Regions from separate parts of the Homo sapiens genome. Here region 1 is linked to region 2. A link is a contact called in ENCODE Hi-C or POLR2A ChIA-PET data. All regions are on one chromosome and are shown on one strand. The core of a region is the stretch at or near the end of the contact, and the rest is flanking DNA. Distances in the headings are between cores, read along the strand shown. Region 1 has its middle 23 kb from the start of LINC02104. Region 2 has its middle 37 kb from the start of DAB2.

Region 1 (6,252 bases), core at 2,100-4,599, 82 kb after region 2:
TAAATTCTCTTTATCATTGCACACAATCGATAGTTCCCTTTTATTTGAAAGTTTCTTCTGTGTTCTTCTTCAGAAACACCAGTACATTCTAAATGTCTCCTATCTCATTGATTGCTGTACAGCTATCAATGTATAGATATATAGCTCAGATATATATATATATATACACATATACATATATATATATATATAGAGAGAGAGAGAGAGAGAGAGAGAGCTGGGCATGGTGTTCCATATATACAGATATATATTCGTATTTTTAGTAGAGACGGGGTTTCACCATGTTGGTCAGGCTGGTCTCAAACACTTGACCTCAGGTGATCCACCTGCTTCGGCCTCCCAAAGTGCTGGGATTACAGGCATGAGCCACTGTGCCCAGCCTGACTTTATTATCAATACTAACAAGCATTAAATTACATTTAAGAAAAGTCATGCCATAGGCATTTTGTTATTGCGATTCAGACCATACCCAATGTCTGGTGCATATATAGACGAACATATCCCTTGAAACTCTAAAGATTTACGCCTACAGTTCACAATTTGGAAAGCTTGCTTTAGTAAAACTGCAAAGCCCTTGGTTTTCTGAATATGCCTGGGTTATTTTGTACATGCTGTTTCCTCCAGGAGGCCCTTTCATCTTACCCATCCTTAAGGGCATAGTATAGTTTCTCCTCCACTCAATCACAGTTAGACTTCACATTTTCCTTTGTGTTCCAATAACCATTTATTCTTTCTTTTTTTTTTTATTTTGAGACGGAGTCTCACTCTGTCACCCAGGCTGGAGTGCAGTGGCGTGATCTCGGCTCACTGCAAGCTCCACTTCCCGGGTTCACGCCATTCTCCTGCCTCAGCCTCCCGAGTAGCTGGGACTACAGGCGCCCACCACCACGCCTGGCTAATTTAACCATTTATTCTTGCACTTTGAAATACTCGTACTCCATTTATGTAATAATTGAATATACAACTTAAACCTTTGCACCCTTAAACACTAAATATATGTCATGTGCAAATACATATGTGTATACATATGTTTTCTCTTCTATCGTCTAAGGTTATTTCAGAATGAAACTATGTCGTGTTCATTTTTGTTTTCCAAGAGCGGATAGTTCAGACTAAATGGAACAGAAAAATGTGAGAGATTGGATTTATTTTGTGGTGTTCCAGAGGACAGAATTTAGATTAGTGGGCAAAGTGGAGAACAAGATAGACTTGGCTTAATAAAAGGAAAGACTGAATGACGTTTTGAAATTTTAAAAATGGGATAGACTGTTATTGAAGACAATGAGTAACTGAAACTAGCCAAGTAATTTTTCTCCCTACGACTATTTAAGTTCCTAGCACTATACCAAGTATATAACATATAGTATCACATTTAGTCTTTATAATGTTCTAACAAATAGAGGCATTTTAGTCATCCCGGTTTTACTTGAAATGGTCAAGCAACTTGGCTCAGTATGCAGCTTGTAAATGACAGTGCAGGAATTAGAACTTGAGTCTGGGTAATGTTCGGCTCTAGATATTTAACCTGAATGCCTTACTGTGTAGGAGGGATTCTCACGTTGGGTAGAAAGTAAAAGTTACAAAGGTTGCAAAGGAATATAAAATACTAAAAATATGCAAATGACCTAAGTAGCTTCCTATGCTTTGAGTATAGTTGAGCAGGCCTGCTTTCAACAAAAGAGGGGAGAGATAGGCCCTTGAAAGAGAGAGAAACCAGTCTATAGTGAGGGGCTCAAGATAAAAGTCTTTTACTTCTTTTTACCTCCATTTATTCTAAGATCGAAATTATCCTTGATTCAGGATGACAACGGGTCAAAGATCATTGATAACCATATTCTGATGAGATCAACATCCAGTGGGGCTTTGGGTAGCTTCGAAGACTGCTTCAAATGTTGAGAGGACACATGAGCCCTTGGTCACTGGGCATGACTCATAGACTATGTCATTAATATCACCACGATTCTCAGCATATGCCTGAAGTACAGCAAGCACTTTATTAATCTTATCTCCTTTCTCCTGAGTTATCTTTGAGTCCATACATATTCTGAAGTAGTTTTTTATTAGAATTAACATATAAAAGAATCGTTTTTTATTTGATAATGTATTTTCTATGAATATAAGAACTAATACTGTACATTTATATGGTGAGCCACTGATCTAGTTCTTCACAAAAGGAGAATGACATATTTTTGAAAATCTTTTATTCTTGATGTATTTATTCAAGAAAATATACAATTAAGTAGCTATATGGGACTAAGATGTTGAGCAAAAAAAAAAATCCTATATGAACTTTCTCATCATATTTCAAGATGCTTGCTCTTTCAGCAAATAATCTGACTTGACATTGAAAAGCTCGGAGGACTGAGGGAGGTATTACCATCTCATTCTATTGTTTCTGTTAGTTATTTTGATAATCCACTCAGCATAAGTGAAGAAAGCTTTATTCAAGTGAACATCAACTTCACTTTCCATTGAACTGTGACCTTAAAAAACCAATCTCTTAACTTCCTTTGGGGAGACATATGACTGACTGCCTTGTCAGCAAGCTCCTTTTCCTGAATCTAAGTTATTTCCTTTCCTACAGAGAAAAATTGCTGTTATCACTTCCAACTGTTTTAGTAATGGCCCTTTTCATGTACAGTAAATGCTTTTTTTTAAGTGCATGTCTCTTCCTTTTTGCTTATTAGCTCAAAATTTGTTTATCCTAAAGAAAAATGTAAGGATATAAGCACATTTCATGTTCTTTGGAAAAATCAGCATTTACACAGATTTCCGACACAAAAGACAGCTAAGAGTTCTCCAAAAAGTCTATTTTAAAACATACATTTCAAATATCTAAACACAAGAGAAGCATGGTCTAGTTAAATCCAGCATCACCCAAATACTTCCCAATTTCTTTATCTTATGAGTTTTTTTTTTTTCAGTTTTTATTCTATGTGGCTTTTCTCTAACACTTCACACTGGAACTGCTTCAGTCGGGCTGGACATTTCCTCTTTCCTTGGCTTTTGAGACACTGGTCCATCCTGATTTTTTTCTCTTGATATCTTTATCTCCAGCTTCTTCACTACCTCCTCTCCATCCTTTTTCAGTTCTTTAAGTGCTCTGTCCCAAGCTCCCTGCTCCCTTTACATACTCTAACTGGACATTCTCTCGTGCACTCACCTAGCTTCAAGCCTCCTCTATTCACTGATTGTTCCCTCATTTAGCCAGTCTGCTTTGAACTCCAGGCCCAAATGACTCCTGGGAAGCTCCTCCTAGATGTTCTTCATCACCTTAAAGTATTGCATCTCCAAATGAACTCATTCTCTTCTTCTCAGCCAGTTCTTCCTGTGTTTCCTATCTCAGCAAGAATATCTGCATATCTTACACGTCCAGACACCAAAGCTTAAAATCCCTTAGTCATTCTCAATTTAATTCTACTATTAAAGATTTCTCATCTCTGTTCCTTCTCTTCCTTCCTCATTGTTATATACTGAGTTCATGCACTCACCAGCTCTCCAGATCATGTCGTCTCCCAACTCCCTAGTTGCTCATCTATTTCATATTGATATTGAGACTTACTGTTAAAATGGTATTCCATGCATCATTATTTCACTTTAAAACCTTTAACAATTCTCCATTTTATATACAGAAAAATTCCAAACTCCTTAACCGGTTTGGAATTTCCCATTTTCAATTGGAATTTTCACTCCTTACCAGTTAAGGAGCTTGGAATTTGAATCAATTGATTTGGTGAGGCCCAGCCCTCACTATATTCTCACCACCCCGCTGACAGAGGCATAGGCATTAACTGCCTCACAATCTTTGTATCTTTTTGTCTTTGCTCATGCCATTATTATCTCTACTTGATATTATTTCCTCTATTTTTTTTTCCTGCCCGATGATCGATGCCATTCATTTTTTAAGAGCCCTTTCAAATGCCATCTCTTCTTTAAGTCTACCTTGCCTTCTCCAGCTTTGTATGTTCTCCCTCTGCCCTGACTGCCCTCAGCCCCTACCTTCACACTGGCATCCACAGTCCTGGATTTTAAATACTATACAGTAGGAAATGGCATTTAGAGAGCAGGGAATACATTTTCTTCTTCTCTGAATTATAAGAGTCTATCATTTTGTTCAACTTGTGGTAGGCATTTAGTTCTTATTTGCTAAATATGTTGAATTAATGGATGATGATGAAAAAATCTTAACAGCGGCCCAACTGAGGCCAAATACCTATTCTAAATATCCGTATGTTATCTGTATTTTTTTTTTTTTCTTCCAAGGAACTTTGTTTACCTTCCACATGTAAGAAGCTCTTAGTGGGACTTCTGAGGTTGGTAATTAGGACCAAGGCTGAGGACAGGAAAGTATTTAATATCTGAACTGACAGTCACCAGAGTCAGAGCCAAAGCTTCTTAAGAGGTGATGGATGCAGCAAACTGCTGCCAGCCTCCGTCTTCTATATAATAAGACTGGGAACAAGACAGAGAGGAGCAGATCCAAGGGTCATTAGAATGCGGTGCGTTTGAGATAAGAGGAAATTCCCTGCCTTCCCCAAGGGAGGGAAGGGAAATTAGAGTACCTGGTCTTTCTTCCTAAAACCTCCTGAGAGGCTCTAAGAGACTCATTTACAAAGGCTGTCATATAATTTAGTTACCTAATTGGACATCTGCTGAGGAAAAGGACTTGTGGATTTACCTCTTCATCATAGGAGCAGGGGAGAACAGTCTTGGAGAGAGAAGAGATGTAGGGGTAGTGTGGATTCACCCAGTTTCAGAGCCAAGACAGGTGATGCCTGAGGTTCAAGTGGATGCTACTTTGAATGTAGCTGGGCTTGTTCAACCTCCTTTCCAAGACAGATTCCCGGCAACACGAGGCCATGCACTATATGGCCAGCAGTGAGAGCTCAGGGGCTTGAAAAAGTTGGCTTAAAATCACTGAAGCTCCAAAAACTCATACCTTTATTCCCCAGAGCTAGAATTTGAAGGCCTGCCTTGCAGATGATATCAACAGCTAGGCTGTGCTGGCCAGAAAAACAGCAGGAACCAAGAGGGAAAGGTTATGATAGCAGCCTGCTAGCATTACACTCTTTCCTTTCCCTGTTCTACCTCTCAGCTCGATACCATGAAGAGGAATACAACAAGGGGAATGCAAGGTGATGGTGTACCTGAGGCAGACTCCTAATTAGAGAGGGTGCCCGTTCCTACTTGCACTGGGTAAAGTGGAAGAGGAAAGAAGGGGAGAATAAACTAATGTTTGATGTTTTAAATTGGACTAAGCCTTAATATCAGAAAGCAACTGGAAACTATGGAGCTACCTTAGATGCCAGAGGAGAATGAAGTGTTGGTATAAAATAATTGGAAAAGAATGATTTAGAAATACAAAGCCTTCTTATTTCTGATTAAGTTAATACTGCTTAATAAATGAGATGTTTATGTAAAATTATTGAAATTCATTGAACGTCTGCAAAGAAAGAACAATTTCAACCCCAGACTACTATCAATGCAAACCTTCCATTACTGATTTATTGCTGGATCCGACAGGTAATATCTCATTCACTACATCTCTAATGAAGTCTCTGGAGATCAGGGTCCCCTTGGAGGACACACAGAATGCACAGTCTTATTCTAATTAAAAAGAGTTCATTGTGTAAAGAAGAAACAAACATGTTAGCCCCAAGAGACATGTTAGCCCTGCTTGGGCCACAGTTCAGAATGAGTACCTAGCCAGTTACAAGATGCTTCAGAACTTTCTGTATCCAGTGACAGCCCAGCTGATAAGTATATCAGAAAGGATATTACTGTAAGCTAGTCATATTTGAAAATAGCTGATATGTTAGCTCTTTTTTATTGAGAGCAGATATACAAAGTATTTCATGATGCTATAGGATATTAACAATTATTTCTCTCAAAACTCTTCTGAGGGAAGACTCGGCTATTATTGAATGAGTTCTGTTGAATTCTCTCTGTTCCCTCAATTCTTCTACCTCCACTGCATAAATATATATTGCATACTGGCCAAGTGCAATGACTCACACCTGTAATCCCAGTACTGGGAGGCCGAGATGGGCAGATCACCGGAGGTCAAGAGTTCGAGACCAGCCTGTCCAACACGGTGAAATCCCGTCTCTACTAATAATACAAAAATGAGCCTGGCATGGTGGCAGGCACCTGTAATCTCAGTTACTCAGGAGGCTGAAGCAGGAGAATCGCTTGAACCTGGGAGGCGGAGGTTGCAGTGAGCCAAAATTGTGCCATTGCACTCCATCCTGG
Region 2 (6,047 bases), core at 1,047-3,546:
AAGCCAAACAGGGGGTGGTAAAACAACCAAGAGATTAATAAAAGCAGAAAGTCACTACCAATCCTAGTCCAGAGGGACAAAAAGTGGAGGTGAGTTTACTGGAGTTCAGGGACCACAGCAGAAGCTAGAATTACATCAAACACATCTGGTGAGAGCCAGGGGGTGTATGCAGCCCTGCTGAAGATGCCGTCTAAGGCAGAGAGAGAGGGCAGAAGTACTCTAGCTTTTCCCTTCTACCAGTACTCCATTCTCGTATCAGTGGTTCCTTTATTAAATCCAGCCTTAAATCAGCTAACACAGGAGACAGCGAAATGCCTGCGGGGGTCAGCCCCACCACAGTACAGAGCAGAGCAAGACATGGGAGAGAAATTAGTTGGAATGGAATCAGGCCAAGGATGGGAATATTGCCCAACTTAGTAGCCCTTCTTGCTCAAACACATCTTATCCCATCATTCCATTTACATCACAGCATACATCATCACTGCATAGTTTCTTGTTTGTTTATTTTTTATCTTTGTCTCAAGGTCATGTCCAACACAGCACCTGGCATATTTTATGTGCTCAATAAATAATTGTCAAATGAATACAATGGGAGAAATTTTTTATCTATAAAATCACATCAGAAAAGATGTATAAAGTATTCATTTAATAATCCCTTCCATGTTTGTGTACATTGTAACTAGAAATACAAGCTGGGTTATTCATGAGATCAATAGTAACACATTTCTTATGGGGACCTTAGAAGTTAGGTTGGATCATGGGGTTGGGATGGGGAGAAGTGCCTACTGCTATATTTTTTTTCTGAAGAGATGACTGTAATACTTTTAAAATAAATACCTGATTCAGTCTCACAATTGTGTTTTTGCTTCCTTAGTCAACATTCATCTTTAAGAATAACTTTACTGAAACAGGATAACATGTTTTTTAAAAATTGTAGAATGCTTTTGGTCACAAGTAAATGTTTCCAAAATCAAGGAATGCTAGAAAAGATTTAATTCCTAAAGATTTAAATTAAGAATTTAAAATTAATAAAAAATTAAACATTAAATTTCAGAATTTCTCATTTTCCTTCAAGTCATCAACTTCCCTTAGTAGTAATAAGTTCATTGAGTTCATGCTGTTTATAACACAGTTAGCATAAAGATCTCAGAGCTGTAGATGCAGTTTAACATACCATTCTCTTGTTTTTCATTGAGAAACATGAGATTGAGGAATACCAAGAGGTTTCTCTCAGGATTATAACACCAGAGGACCAAAGGATCCTTAACAAGATAATCAAATCCACTCCCTTTGCCTCCAAGGTATGCAATGAATTATCAAGCTAAAGCAGGATTACATGTAAATCCACATTTGCTGAGAGCTCTTGGGGAAGAAGATTGTAATGACCCCATTTTAATAGCATTTACTGTTCATAAATGTTTCCTGATATTTATGCCACATCCTTCACACTACAATTTAAGCCTATTGAGCTCACTCCTTCCTGACCTCCCATAATATGCTCAATTTTGTGTTGCCCTTTAGTTTTTTCATATACGAAAGTTCTGTCTTTATAACAAGATCATCTATAAGAATTACATGGCTTTACATTGTTTCAGTTCTTCCTGGAGTACAGGTTGAGAGACTTCTCAACTAACTGATGGACACCTTTTATAAATTTAGAAGTTTTGCAAGAACATAGCCACAAAAGTAGTTAAGAATATCAGATTTTATTCCACTTTGAACCTTCAAGTTTGTCAATTGCATGGGTTGCTAAAAGACTTCTGTAGTTTCCTAATTCTTAGCAAGATTTTTTTCCCCACATAGTTAGAAGGGTTAAGCCTACGTGATAACAGTACTCTTTCATGTTGATATTGCCTTTCATACAGATGCATATAAGTAAATATGGACAGAAATATTCAAATAACTAGTCAAATGATAATAATAAAAATCTAAATGTTAGAATCTATTTTGGAGACTTTTAATTAGCTAGTTATTGATGTACATGTGTAATGTACATGATATTAGTACATAAAGAGATTAAACAATAATCATAATAGGCCAATATTTATTGAGTTATTGTTACATTCCAAGCCCTCTTCTAACTCTCTTTATATATAAAAACTTAGTTAGGCTTCATGACAATTCTGGGTTGCTACTATTAATATCTCATTCTAAAGAAAAAGGAAAGCTGATACACAGAAATGTAAATTGTCCAAGAGCATGCAGTTGGTAGGTTGCAACTGATGTTCATATCTAAGAACCTGTGCCCCTAACCACTAAACTCCGGCTTCTGTGGTGAGAGGACTTTAATATTTAATAGGAGGTGTCCAGGAAGTGGCACATGATGGTTCTGGTTTCAGTTCTCACTACAAGAAGAAGTGACTTGCTTGCCACAGCAGACAGAAGACCGCTGTTCTCTCAGAGGAAACGCAGCTGCCAGGGAGAAGGCACATATAGACACAGTAAAGCTATGGTCAGCATTTGAGGGGGCTACTGGAGGGAAGCAGAACTTTATGAAGAACTCAATCTATAAAAGTGAGGCTTTGAGCTAGTAGTGGCATGAGCAGTGACCTAGACTTAGAAATAAGGACCCTGAAGTAAGATATGGACATTCCAGCCCAACTAGGCATCATAGTATGTCAATCATCCTGCCCACATTAGAAGAGCACCAGACAGGATCAGATCTGTTTCCATAGGTCGTAGCCACACAGATAAAGTGTTATGACTAGTTGCTTAGTAGAACACACTGATGGTTTCTTGTAAATCATTGTTTATAACTAGAAAGATAAATTGCATACAATTCTTATTTGAGAGTGTGGATGGAATTATTGTTAGTAAAACCCTTTCATCATCGTCTGAAAGTTCCTAGTCAAAAGAATCCTGCTATGTTTTGATAAATATGAGTTTTTGGATAAAAGAATAGGGTGAACACATACTCTGACTTCAAAGTTCTTTAATGTTTATAAAATTTAGGTGCTACCTGCTGCAAATATATATATGTATGCATATATATGTGTATATATATATATATATATAATCATCTAATGCCATATTTCTCAGCTGATAAATACACATGTACATATACAAATACATATATTTGCATACATAATCTTCTAATACATTATCCTCTCCTGTTCCAGTCTCCTCAATTGATTGTCAAAATCTCCCCATGTTCCTGCCCTACGATACTGAAAGAACATTATTTTCCAATTTTATATTACTTTCTGCAGACACAAAATCATGCCATGTCCCTTCTTACCTCCAAGCTTGTTGTTCTTGTTGCTTCTGCTGGGAACGACCTTTCTAGATAAATCTAAATCCAGTCAATTACTCTTCAAGGCCCAAATCAAGTGCAGTTTCCTCAGATATTCTCCACCCAACCCTGATTATTACCATCTCCATCCTCCCTTGGTACTTCCTGCTCGAGACACTTTGGCAGTCAATCACATGCTGCCCTGAACATTGCCATGTTTCATGTGTGCATACATTGCCTGACAAATCATTTGTATATTTCTTGGGGCTAGGAACTGACTCTTAAACTTTTTGCCTTTGCACAACTTCTAGGATAATGTCAGACGTTCAGCTGACTCTCAATGCATAGCTGTTTGCAACAAAATGACTTGAAAGCACGTAATTGTTTTACTTCAGACTTACTGACGTCAATAACTACGTTATTTTTGAAGGACATTTTTTCCCCTTAGGTCCAGAAAGACCTGTAGGGCACACTGTACATCACAGTCCGGGCTCCCTCTAAATCCACTGCATGTTCAGTGACAGGAATTGAGTGTATCCTCTTGTCTCCACATGCTTTTTAATCCGGGTAATTTATATATTTCTACCGTTGGACAAAAAGCCATTTCATTGGAAGGAAAATGTCCTATTATTATAGAGGCACACAATTATTTGAGTTTAAACACATTTTGATGATAGTCCGCCAAAGGAATTTTCTCACATGGAGGTGATGCCTATGTCAGTTTAAGTCCTCTGTGTCCAGAAATTGCTACAATTCAGCTTTATTGGCATTGGCATTTAGGCAGGCAGCTGTTGAATGGACTAATGAGACATGGTGAACATAAAATATATGGTTTACTTAATGGGTTAAACTCAATAATCACACAGCATAAGAATATATCTCAGCCTCAATCATTCCAATGTATCTTAAAAACTGTAATACTTGTGGATCCATCCACTGTGAAATTACCTAAAATCTCCAACTTAGTGCTTTTCATCTTGACTACCTCCTGGAATGATGGCTTCAATAACATTAATAGCACTAGCAGTTAGCATTTAGCAAGTACTTCTTATATGCCTGTAATTATCTCCATTAATCTTCACCACAAACCTGTGAGAGATGAGGAAATTGACGCCTAACGAGATTAAGTGTCTCAGTCAAGGTCAAGAGTACAGTTAGTAAGTGGTAGAACCAGGGTTTAGTGCTCTCTGCCTCCTCAAGTCAGGCTAGTCTAAACTCTCCCTATGCTCAGCATCAGCATCACCTGGCAGCTTGTTAGAGACCCTGAGTTTCAAGCCCCACCAGGACCTACTGAACCATAATCTGCATTTCAACAGTTTTCTCAGGTGATTCATACACACATTAAACTTTGAGAAGCCCTTCTCTAAACCACCGGGTTATAATGCCACCCTTCCTGCCCAGTCTGTATCTCCCATCATTTGTTCTGAACTTACCTCTCCAAACTTCAGGGCAATGTCACTGTCCAATTTATAATTAAACCTTTGGTGGTTCTTTGGATTTTATCTCTTCTTTCCTCAGCTTTCAGTTTTTTGAGTAAACTTTTAGGGAACCTTCTTTAACACTCAAAAATGTATTGTTTCAATTGCATTTCTATGGTCATTTCCCAGCTCTCTATGGGTTTCTTTAAAAGAAATGATGCTGGCCGGGCACAGTGGCTCACGCCTGTAATCCCAGCACTTCGCAAGGTTGAGGCAGGCAGATCACGAGGTCAAGAGATCGAGACCATCCTGGCCAACATGGTGAAACCCTCACCTCTCCTAAAAATACAAAAATTAGCTGGGCATGGTGGCACATGCCTGTAGTCCCAGTTACTCGGGAGGCTGAGGCAGGAGAATCACTTGAACCCAGGAGGCGGAGGTTGCAGTGAGCAGAGATCGTGCCACTGCACTCCAGCCTGGTGACAGAGTGACACTTCGTCTCAAAAAAAAAAAAAAAATGATGCTAAGAAATGATGCTAAGACCACAGACTGTTCCAGATAGAGTCACCGTTTGTCTTTGCTCTTGGGAGTTATGGTGACTCCTAAAACAATTTATCATACGTCCAGCATTGCATTGGCTTTTTTTTTCCCCTTTGATTCAGGAACGCACACTCACTAGTGTCCTTAGGGAGCAATGATTACCTTGGCTAAAATAGATGCTCACTTACCATATCTGAACTGAGAAAGAATGACGACAAACAGATTGTTTCTGATTCTCTTTGCTGAGCCCTAGTCATTCACCACCATTCATTTGATATGTCTCACTGAATTTATGAGTCCCTGAACGATCCATGCCTCACATTATTTCCTAACTCAGTGGTAGGACGCCATCTGTCCAGTTATGCAAACCAGAAATTCAAGAGCTGTTCTGGATATCTCTCTGTCCTTCATCTCTCTTTCCTTCTGTTGATGATTTCACAGCCCAAATTTCTCCAAGTCCTCGTCATCTTTCACCTACCCTATTGTAGTAGCTTCCCATGTACTCCACCTATATTTTCGTTTTCTCCTTTTTCTGATTATGCTATCTCTTCTTTCTGATTATGCTACCTTTCCCTCTGGCTTAAAGTATTCAGAGGTTTCCCTTTGTCCTTAAGATAAAAACAAGACTCTTCAAGTGATCTCAGAGGACCTGTCTCCCCTACCTTAGATCCCAATCCTATCTTGCACTGATGACTCCATTCCCTCTTTGTGGCAACTACCCCCATCCCCAGGCCTTCCTGCCTTTCCTCATGTTGGCTGTGCTTCTCCCTTGCGCTGGAATGCTCCCTTTACTCAATAAGCATCCTTCAGAGGGCTGGGCATGGTGGCTTACGCCTGTAATCCCAGCACGTTGGGAG

Evidence for each region. A loop is a pair of places that touch in the nucleus more often than their neighbours do. ChIA-PET counts read pairs that join two places held with the same protein, here RNA polymerase II (POLR2A). Pooled maps may share reads with other maps.
Region 1: a map of CD14-positive monocyte shows a loop between it and region 2 (2.1-fold over the local background). The contact joins two enhancer-like sites. A Hi-C loop is called at or near these places in 3 of 168 maps with a recorded cell type or tissue (CD14-positive monocyte and heart left ventricle), 1 of 37 single-sample maps with no recorded cell type and 4 of 50 pooled maps. POLR2A ChIA-PET finds 5 or more read pairs at or near these places in 3 of 52 experiments (OCI-LY7, activated CD4-positive, alpha-beta T cell and activated T-cell).

Annotation. Positions count from the first base shown.
Region 1 is chr5:39,540,207-39,546,458 of GRCh38, forward strand. No RefSeq gene overlaps it. Among named protein-coding and RNA genes, the nearest start is that of LINC02104, 23 kb to the left of the region's middle. Within about 2 kb of position 3,350, at least 2 of the 41 ENCODE cell types and tissues checked have a DNase peak (open chromatin) inside an H3K27ac peak, as active enhancers do.
Region 2 is chr5:39,458,840-39,464,886 of GRCh38, forward strand. No RefSeq gene overlaps it. Among named protein-coding and RNA genes, the nearest start is that of DAB2, 37 kb to the left of the region's middle. Within about 2 kb of position 2,297, at least 5 of the 41 ENCODE cell types and tissues checked have a DNase peak (open chromatin) inside an H3K27ac peak, as active enhancers do.